Linked DNA regions of Homo sapiens: region 1 is linked to region 2. The links are chromatin loops, found by intact Hi-C in ENCODE. Cell type or tissue: HepG2. All regions are shown on one strand. Each heading gives the region's core, and the rest is flanking DNA. Links, peaks and the distances in the headings are about the cores only. Region 1 overlaps DCDC1 (doublecortin domain containing 1). Region 2 overlaps DCDC1 (doublecortin domain containing 1).

Region 1 (4,407 bases), core at 214-4,213, 270 kb before region 2:
TTGGCATCAGAGAATGAAAGAATGGCCCTGAAGTCTGAACTAAGTCTCCAGCTTGGGGTAACACTGGTAAGGTTGGGGTGTTATCCTAAGGATCAGTATATGCAATAATCCCAGCATTACATGGTGGTGTGTCCTTAACAGCTAGAATACATGGGTTCAGAAACCAATGGTAGAGGGAGGACTGGCCCTTCTTGCCATCACTTTCAAAAAGCTACTTCAGAATCTGTATTCCTATTTCTAAAACCTTAGGCTTTGCTGGGTACTGATTTTCACTGTGGTAACACTTCTGCCAGTGGATGCAATAAGTCTTCCACTGACCTGGGGAGTGATTGGAGAATTGATCTTGATTGCCATGAGGACTGAAATTTGCCCCTACACAGTGGAGGCAAAGGTCTGAAACCCAGGGGACCTTGGGGACATTTGGTAGTGCTTCTATGCCCAGTGAATAGAGGAAAGGGGCAATTGCATCAGTCATAGTCTAGTATGGGCAAATACATTAAGGGCTGAGACTTCTCAAGGATAAAGTCCTGGGTAAAGTAACTCACACTAGTCAAAGCACTGGCCAAGAATAAGAGAAATCTAAAATTGATGGAAGAGGAGGAAGTTGATGCCTTCCAATCAGAGTCTTAGGACCAACTGCAGCAGTGAAGGTTGAGGCTTGATTTGCAAACCCTTTTTGAGTCATTTTAGGAGACTGCAACGGATGACCACATTGAAGTACTTAACTATAACCCCAACCCCTTGAGGCAGAATTGAGGGCATCTTATTCTCCTATAAGATAGGGATATTGTTAGAGGTGCAAGTGGATCTGAATGGCCTAAGAGGTAGACTGTACTGGGCCCGGTTTACGTGCCTCTCCAAATTCGCTCAGCCCCATTCTCCTCCCTGTTCACATGTTCAGTGAAGATCTTAGGCGACCACTGTAGTCACTTCGTCTTCTACCAGCACTGATTCTCTTATATACTCCCAGAGAGAGGGCCAGGCTTTGGCACAGCTTCCTTCATACCCACTGAACTATGGAATGCTCATGGGTATGGAGTGTTCCTTCATACCCACTGAACTACTGGAGTGCTCCACTTCTTGGAGCTGACCAGTCATTCCACCACTTCCTGTCTCAGATAAAATATTGTCCCACAGGGCATGGGCTCTGGCTTCCCCAGTGACTGCCTAAAAGGTCCTCGGAGGATCAGTTATATAATCCAGAAGTGAGGGGGACTCAATGCCTCTTGGGGCAAACTTTGACTAATTAGAACCTAGGGACAAGAGGAATCAATAAATAAATCCCTTTCCTTTCCTTCCCAAGATATGTGGGTCCTACAAACCTGGATGAAACGTGTCCCAAGTGAGTTTACTTTTGAAGCTATGGCCAAATCCATCACACTCCACCTGGTACTTTATTTCCCTCCTTCCCTTCCCTGCTTTCATTTTTCTTTCACTTTTGCTGACCTGGGATTGCCCTTCCTAATAAACCTTAGCATATAAACTTCTTCAGGCTACTGTTTACTAGGAAACTCGAATTGAAGCACCCAAAAGACACGGGTGAGGAGCAATCTAAATCTCTATCTGATCATACTCTCAGGTAGTATGCCATAAAAGAGTCTAAATTCAATCTAAATTATCTCTCAACCAAGAAGTTGGGTGTTGGGGATGGAATTTAATCTTCAAGTATAAATATATAATAGAACAACTATATGTATATATCTTATATAAGCATACTTGTATGGATATAAAATCACATCTTAGTTTACTTCTACAGTTTTTCATTATCTGGTTGCAGTGCCTATATAACTTCAGCCCATCAGGGTGTCTTTAAAATGAGCCGGTCATGTTCAACTTACACTGTTAATAAACATTAACATAGAGCAAAGGCTATTAGACTGCAGAGTTCTGACACAGATTGACCTTTCATGTAAAAGCAATAGAACTCTTAATATTCTGCTTTATAAATGAAAAGCTGACAGACCCTTAACTGTAATGGCACTAGCTGGCCCAGCTATAATGACAACACATGTGCACAACACAAATTAGAACTTTACAGCATCAGTAAGTTCTCTGGAATCCTAATTCTTAAAAGCTAGCACTAGGTGGAGACAGTGATTCATGCAATGCTTGCAGGCAGCCTTTTCGTAGTCCCCTGGAGAACTTGCTTCTATTTAATATTTCCATGTTTTTCTTCAGTGTGGACAGGGGTGTTCTTGAACAATTGGTATTTCTGATAGAAACGTTATATAAAACAAAACATCTCAGGCTTTGGAAGGACCTACTTGAAAACACTCATGTATACACACAGCCCACAAGGCAGCCAAATAAGCTTCAAAGGCAATTTTATTTATTTAATATAATGTCTTTATTAGCTTTGCCTTCCCATTAAAGGCAAAATTCTATTTATGATACTTCATGAGTATCTACTTCCATGGATAGGAGTATGAACAAAGTTGCAATTTCCTCCCAGATTTATTTGAACTTAAAAGAAATACTAGGGTCTCTGTTCAATATTTGATTGACAGTTATCTCCTCTCTCAAAAACAAAATCCAGAATTAAACATATCAATTTCAGAATGATTAATGGAGCCACAGATCCACCACAATGCTTTATTCAATTAATCTTTTAAAGTAATGGAAAACAAAAATACTTTAGATAATTTTTTGGAGTCCAGTGCCTTTAATGGAACTACAACTATGAAAATTTGTGCAAGTCTGTATACATAGTAACAAAAAGATACTATTTAGCACTCTTGGAAATCAACAGTAAAACAAAAACAAATCTAAATGTGCCCTAGTTGAAAAGAAATAGTCTTTTTCATATTGTATCAGGACAAAATTGTATTGTTTCCAATAAGGTAATGAACATAGTAATAAAATTAGACAATATATCATTTGGATCTGGTACAGTATATAACAGATAAATAACAGATATTCCAGCAAATTCCAGCTCAAATAAGCAGTGTCTAACAAACATGAGGGTTAAAATGATCAGATTCACATCCCACGACTGTTAAAGAAACGCTTTAACGTTTTGTTTTACGCAAGGTGCTATTTATTTTGCTGACCACTTTTCAGTTTTTAGGATTACCTAAGCAACAAGATAATAGCACTTAGAATGTATTTATAATGAATTTAAAATGGTATGTTTCCGTAGAAACAGTGAAGAGGATATTATTCATACGGGTACAATAATATATTTTGTGTATTAATTTTGATAGGATTCAGTTTATAAGACTGAATTTAAGTACTCCATCTCTGAAAAAAAGGAAAGGATAAGAAAAATAAATATATAGATTGTAAAAAGTAATAGTAATAATGACTTACTTTGATGGAATTTGAAAATAGCCCATCAAAATTCCATGGATTTGAACTGTTTTGAAGTTTTCTAGGGTTCTAGTACTCTGGACAGGGAACAAATCACTCCAAATTTGGAACTACATGCACAAGCTGGTCTTAAACACTGCATAAGGGTTAAAAGGTTAGATGCACCGCTGAAACCTGAATACATCAAATATTACTCTCTAGTTTTTAACCAGTATCACTGTATGAAATATTTTAGCCCATTTTTATTTTGCAACTGACAATGAACATTAAAGATAAATTAATATTTTATGTAAACAATTATTTTAAGATTTAAATTTTAAGTAACTTCATCCTAATAGAAACAAGACACTAAAGACTGCAGCATTATTAATTTGCAAGCCAAAATTTACAAAGATCAAGTAATTTTTGTAAATTAAACATTATTCTACTTTATTTCTGGAATATTTTGTACAAACTAATAAATACAGTTGAAATTTGTTCATCTGCCTTATTGTATATTCATGCCCCTTTGCCCTATCTCTTTACATTATTTTGATAACTAGCAAATTATTTAAAACAGGAACTGGACTTTAATGGCAATTAAGGGCTAAGAAGGAGAATGCTATGCTATGATAATAATCCATCCTGTATAGCTGGGAGTTTCTAAGAATAAGAAATCATTTCAACAATAACACTGAAAAGAATATTTATTTCATCATAATTTCCATAATGTTATATTATATCCCTCTCAACTGATTTTCTTTAAGCACCTTAACACAATCTAAATTTATTTTTCAAAGATTAATTATTAAATATGGTGGAAACATATGGTACATTAATAATAATTGCCAGTAGTACATATATATTTAGTCTAGAAAAATAAATGGATATACAAATGGATACAAAGCCAATCCTGACATCTCTTGGAAGTTCGCTTTTAACATAAGTCTTTTACCTGCTATTTTGTTTTGTTTTTCTAGTTGGTTGAGCTTCCTGGTTATTTAGATTCTGGATACATAGGAGTAATTTATATTCAGCACTAAAAACCTATCATTATCTCCCATAGTCAGAGTTTCATACTTGCTGTAAAAGCAAAGCTCTCTTTGCAACTCAGTAGTC
Region 2 (4,407 bases), core at 317-4,316:
CTGGTACCACAAGCATGCATGCACCATCACATCTGGCTAAATTTTTTATTTTTGTAGAGATGGTGTCTCCCTATGTTGCCCAGGATGGTCCCGAAATCCTGGGCTTAAGCAATCCCCCTGCCTCTGCCTCCCAAAGTGCTAAGACAATCAGAAAGCTTACATCCTTCCTTTTTCTCCTCAACTTTGTATTTCTATCCCACTTCTTCCTTAACAGAAATACATATATAACAGCAAGGAAAGATTTGGAGCCCTATCACAAGTTTATGACACTAATATTTTCAAAGTGTCCCTTTGTTTGGTGCCTGGAGGTTTTTACACCACAAGGTGATATGCCAGAATAGACTCAGGATGAGGAAGAGGTGTGCTTTGCCTTTTTAAAGGGTGAATGGAAAATGGGAAAAGAGAAAAGAGACGGCATTCCCTCACACTGCAGGCACATTCTCAAGCAGAATCATTTTAGTAAAAAGTGCATATAGGAGTTGGGAATCTGGACATTTATTCTCTTAAAATCACTGTACATCTCCTGCTCTTTGTATACCTTCAGGGGAACAACCCCAATTGTTACTTAATAAGCCCTTCTCCTCCATAAACACAGATGACTTCTTGGAGGGAACACAAAAAAAAATGGCAGAAAGATGAACATCTGAGCATCTTTATTCAAAAGGCTGAGCGTTGCCTAAATAAGCTGGTTAAATTATTTGGTCTGAATCAAATTTAGTTTTACTTTTCTCCCACCACCATGTGTGAAAGATAAAATAAGATTTAAACAAAATAAGGAAAACACTTCTTGGCATGTCTTGTATGCTGTGAGTGGATTTGCTCTCCTGCAGTGTGTATCTTCTTCCTAAAGTAAACTCTAGCATATGCTTTCCAAACTCAATGACTTGCTTTCCCCATCCACACTATCCAACCACGTTAGGATCTCAGATCCTGAGACTGAGGAAGGTCTTCTGACCTTAGTCTTACATTCAAAATAGGCCACAAATTTAGCCTTTTTCATTATCTGCAAATAAAGTTACACATACAATCAAGAAGTTACACATACAGTGACAGGATACTCTGGAGAAGACAGTCATTTTGAAATATCTGTCCCATCACCAGATCATGCCCCCAACATGGGTTATGAATTAATATTTTTTAGAAATCTTTTAATTATCATGTAAATAGAACAATTATATCATACTGTGCTTTTTGTTAATAGAGTTAATTTTAAGGTTAATCATCTAAAATATACTTAACAGTTTTAAAATCCTGTTTTGGCATTTCTTCATTATTTAATATGCTGTGAACTTTAAAAAAATATAACCACTCTCAGCCTCTGAGAGGTCCTATCTATACCCACTGCCCTTAATTCTTTAACGCCAATTTTTTCTTTAATCCTATTCACTCTAAGTTTTCATTATCTTCCAAAGGCCGCTGATATCCTTTTTTAAAAATCACATATAACCTGCTTGAAATCTTGTTCACTCCTGACTTCATGCCACTGCCTATCTCAATCTCCTTTTCAAACTCTGCCCATACTTCAGTTAATAAAACATGCCTTACATTTGCTAATGAAGATAGGCTTTAGTGCCATTACAACTCTATCTTGCTGTCTCACCTTAGACAAGGACCTTACTGCCATTGGTGTTAATTACTTTATAATATTAATAATAAAGATGCTGGTGATGATAGCTAATCCCCAGTGAGCACTTACTAGGTTCCAGGTACTGTTTTAAGAATCTTTGGTGGCTCATGCCTGTAATCCCAGCACTTTGAGAAGCTGAGGTGGGCAGATCATCTGAGGTAAGGAGTTCGAGACCAGCCTGGCCAATATGGTGAAAACCCATCTCTACTAAAATACAAAAATTAGCCGGGCATGGTGGCATGTGCCTGTAACGCCAGCTACTCGGGAGGCTGAAGCAGGAGAATGGCTTGAATCTGGGAGGTGGAGGTTGCAGTGAGCCAAGTTCGTGCCACTGCACTCCAGCCTGGGTGATACAGTGAGACTTCATCTCAAAAAAAAAAAAAAGAGTCTTATATACCTTATTTAATCTTCACAACAGCTCAATGAGGTAAGTATTATTGTCTTATTATCTATAAAATGAGAGGACTGGATTATGCAGCCTTTAAAATTCATTTCAACCTCACTTTCATTCTATTCATGCTAGTCTTTCTTTTAAGTTCCCATAATACATAGAATCTGTATCACATATTTTAGCACTTATTTTTATACTGATAAGCATATTTCCTAATAGCTTCACATGGGTATGCTTTGTCTCCAAAACAAGAAAGTTAGCTTCCTGAGGGTTAGGCCTTAGAGAATTCTCCTGTATTTTCAACACTGGTTAACACACAGACAGAGCACATATGTGGTACTCAACACTTCATCATTTGAGTTTGTCTTCTTTGGTTCTCTAATTACTTTTTGGGGGTGGGGAGGTACCCAAAAGATAAGGTTAAATCAGTGACTGGTAGAATTGTAGTCCCCAAAGATGCCACACTATATAGTTCACTTATAAGGATCTTAAGAGACACTGAAGGGCCTAAAGGTGTCCACCTGGTGGTTGGAAGGCAAACAGATTGTGAACTATATGTGTTTTGTTTTGTTTTCAAAATATTTGCTTTGTTTTGCTTTATGAGGACTGGAGCACCTTATCTACCCAACACCAAATTAGATCCTGATCATGTTAAAAGATTTGTCACCTTGTTAATCACAGAATGAGGAATCCAATGCCAGAAGTATAAATGGAGTATCTGACCGAATTTTTGCCTTCTAAAAAAGAATTGTCCAGTGGAATTTTCAGTGATGATGTAGCTATTGAGTAATCAAAATGTGGCTAGTGAGACTGAGGAACCCAATTTTCAATTTTATTTAATTTTAATTTAAAAACACAAGGGATAGTGTATTGTGCTGTACAGTTCTAAAAGATGTAACTCACCTGTGGTTTGCCAAGGCTGAAGCCCTTTCCAGCACCTTTTATTTATGCTGTAATTCTTTTCTCTAAAGCTTTCAACATTTACTTCCCAGTCACACATATTAAGTGTTGATAAATGAACTCTTGCCATATCCTTTTTCCATGCATGACTGGCTATGTTCAGAAACTTCAAATATTTTAGAAATGTAACAGGATACTGATTATTTTAGGGAGGTTATGTAAAATTGATTTTCTAACATAATTGAGAAAGTTTTATGAAAGAGAGCAATAAATTAATGTTACATTAATTCCCACCTTTTGCAACATATATAAAATAAGAGCAAAGAATGAATTTTATTATTTGAAAATCAGAAGTTTGTTGTAAGATTGATGTTTACTCGAACTAACGCTACTAACAAGAAGTGAGGAAGCCACTATATATGTCTCTGAATAAAATAAAGCAAAGCAATGATACCCAAGATGTTTACAATTGCTTTATCAATCATTAGTCAGACTTCTCAAGAACCAAAGATCTTAACTAGCAATCATTGACAACACTGATCCATTTGAATAGTAAATAGAAAATACTAGTCAATCCTTAAGAGAGTTGGTTTTCCTCCTACTAAGAATGTGTATTCAATACTGTTTTAGTTCTTCAAGGAAAAAAAATTCATATTCTTGTCCGTTCACACGAACCTCTCAGTGAGCATTATTGTTTTCGGAGGAGGGGGCAGGAGGCAGGGGGCCCAGGATGTTGACAGAACAGATAGGATGTCAGGTGAAGATAGAATGCTATGCCCTCTCTAACCAGCTGAAGACTCAGCATGATTGTTTTCTTACAAATAATACCTGTGGGTGTTGAAACTGTTCAGGGAATCTATCAAACACACTCTTTCACTTTGCTGCTGTAACTCTATAAAATTTATTCTCATTTCAAAAGAGTCATAGGCAATAATACCTGTAGGTGGTTGAGTAATTTAAAGAACATTTGTCAGGTCTACTTTCAAGTACTTTGCCTGGACAATTCTATCTTTATTTGGAGTTTTTAAAATGCAATATTTCTACCCAATATGATTAGAAATTTCCACATAAGATATCTTCATCTAACTAAAGAAGGATATCTTCATCTAACTAAAGAATGATCTTAAATATAAGTGGGGATATAACATTAGGATGTCTGAGAATAAATTTTTGGTCAGAAAATAAAAATAAATTTAGGTTATAATCATTTCCATTTTTTACAATTATGGAAGTCATTCACACACAGACATAAAAAGCAAATACATCAACAGTGTATTAGAAAAAATGCATTAATAATATATTAATGCCAAATTATTCATCTCAGGGAAACTTAAAGTGCCTACCTCTATAAACTTAGAAAAATGGTCCATATTCTGTAAAGGGAGAGTTGAGTAGAAAAAAAAAACACAACTTTCCTTGTTAAGTCAATCTGTATCCATATTAAGTTTACTTTATCTGTATTATAATTAAAACACTTAAATTGGGATTT

The links. A loop is a pair of places that touch in the nucleus more often than their neighbours do. Peaks named below come from ENCODE experiments on the same cell type or tissue, not always from the same donor. Only the 100,000 strongest peaks of a DNase experiment are listed, where the experiment ranks them.
Region 1: it touches region 2 in a loop (16-fold over the local background); 10 of 110 quality-filtered maps call a loop at or near these places.

What each region holds. Positions count from the first base shown.
Region 1 is chr11:30,958,503-30,962,909 of GRCh38, forward strand. The region is part of intron 20 of DCDC1 (doublecortin domain containing 1); the gene reads right to left. Among named protein-coding and RNA genes, the nearest start is that of LINC02859, 230 kb to the left of the region's middle. In HepG2, for the core only: a CTCF peak has its summit at 2,094 (motif pointing right); a DNase peak (open chromatin) is centred at 2,089.
Region 2 is chr11:31,231,091-31,235,497 of GRCh38, forward strand. The region is part of intron 9 of DCDC1 (doublecortin domain containing 1); the gene reads right to left. Among named protein-coding and RNA genes, the nearest start is that of DCDC1, 140 kb to the right of the region's middle. In HepG2, for the core only: a CTCF peak has its summit at 2,541 (motif pointing left); no DNase peak of the experiment used is centred there.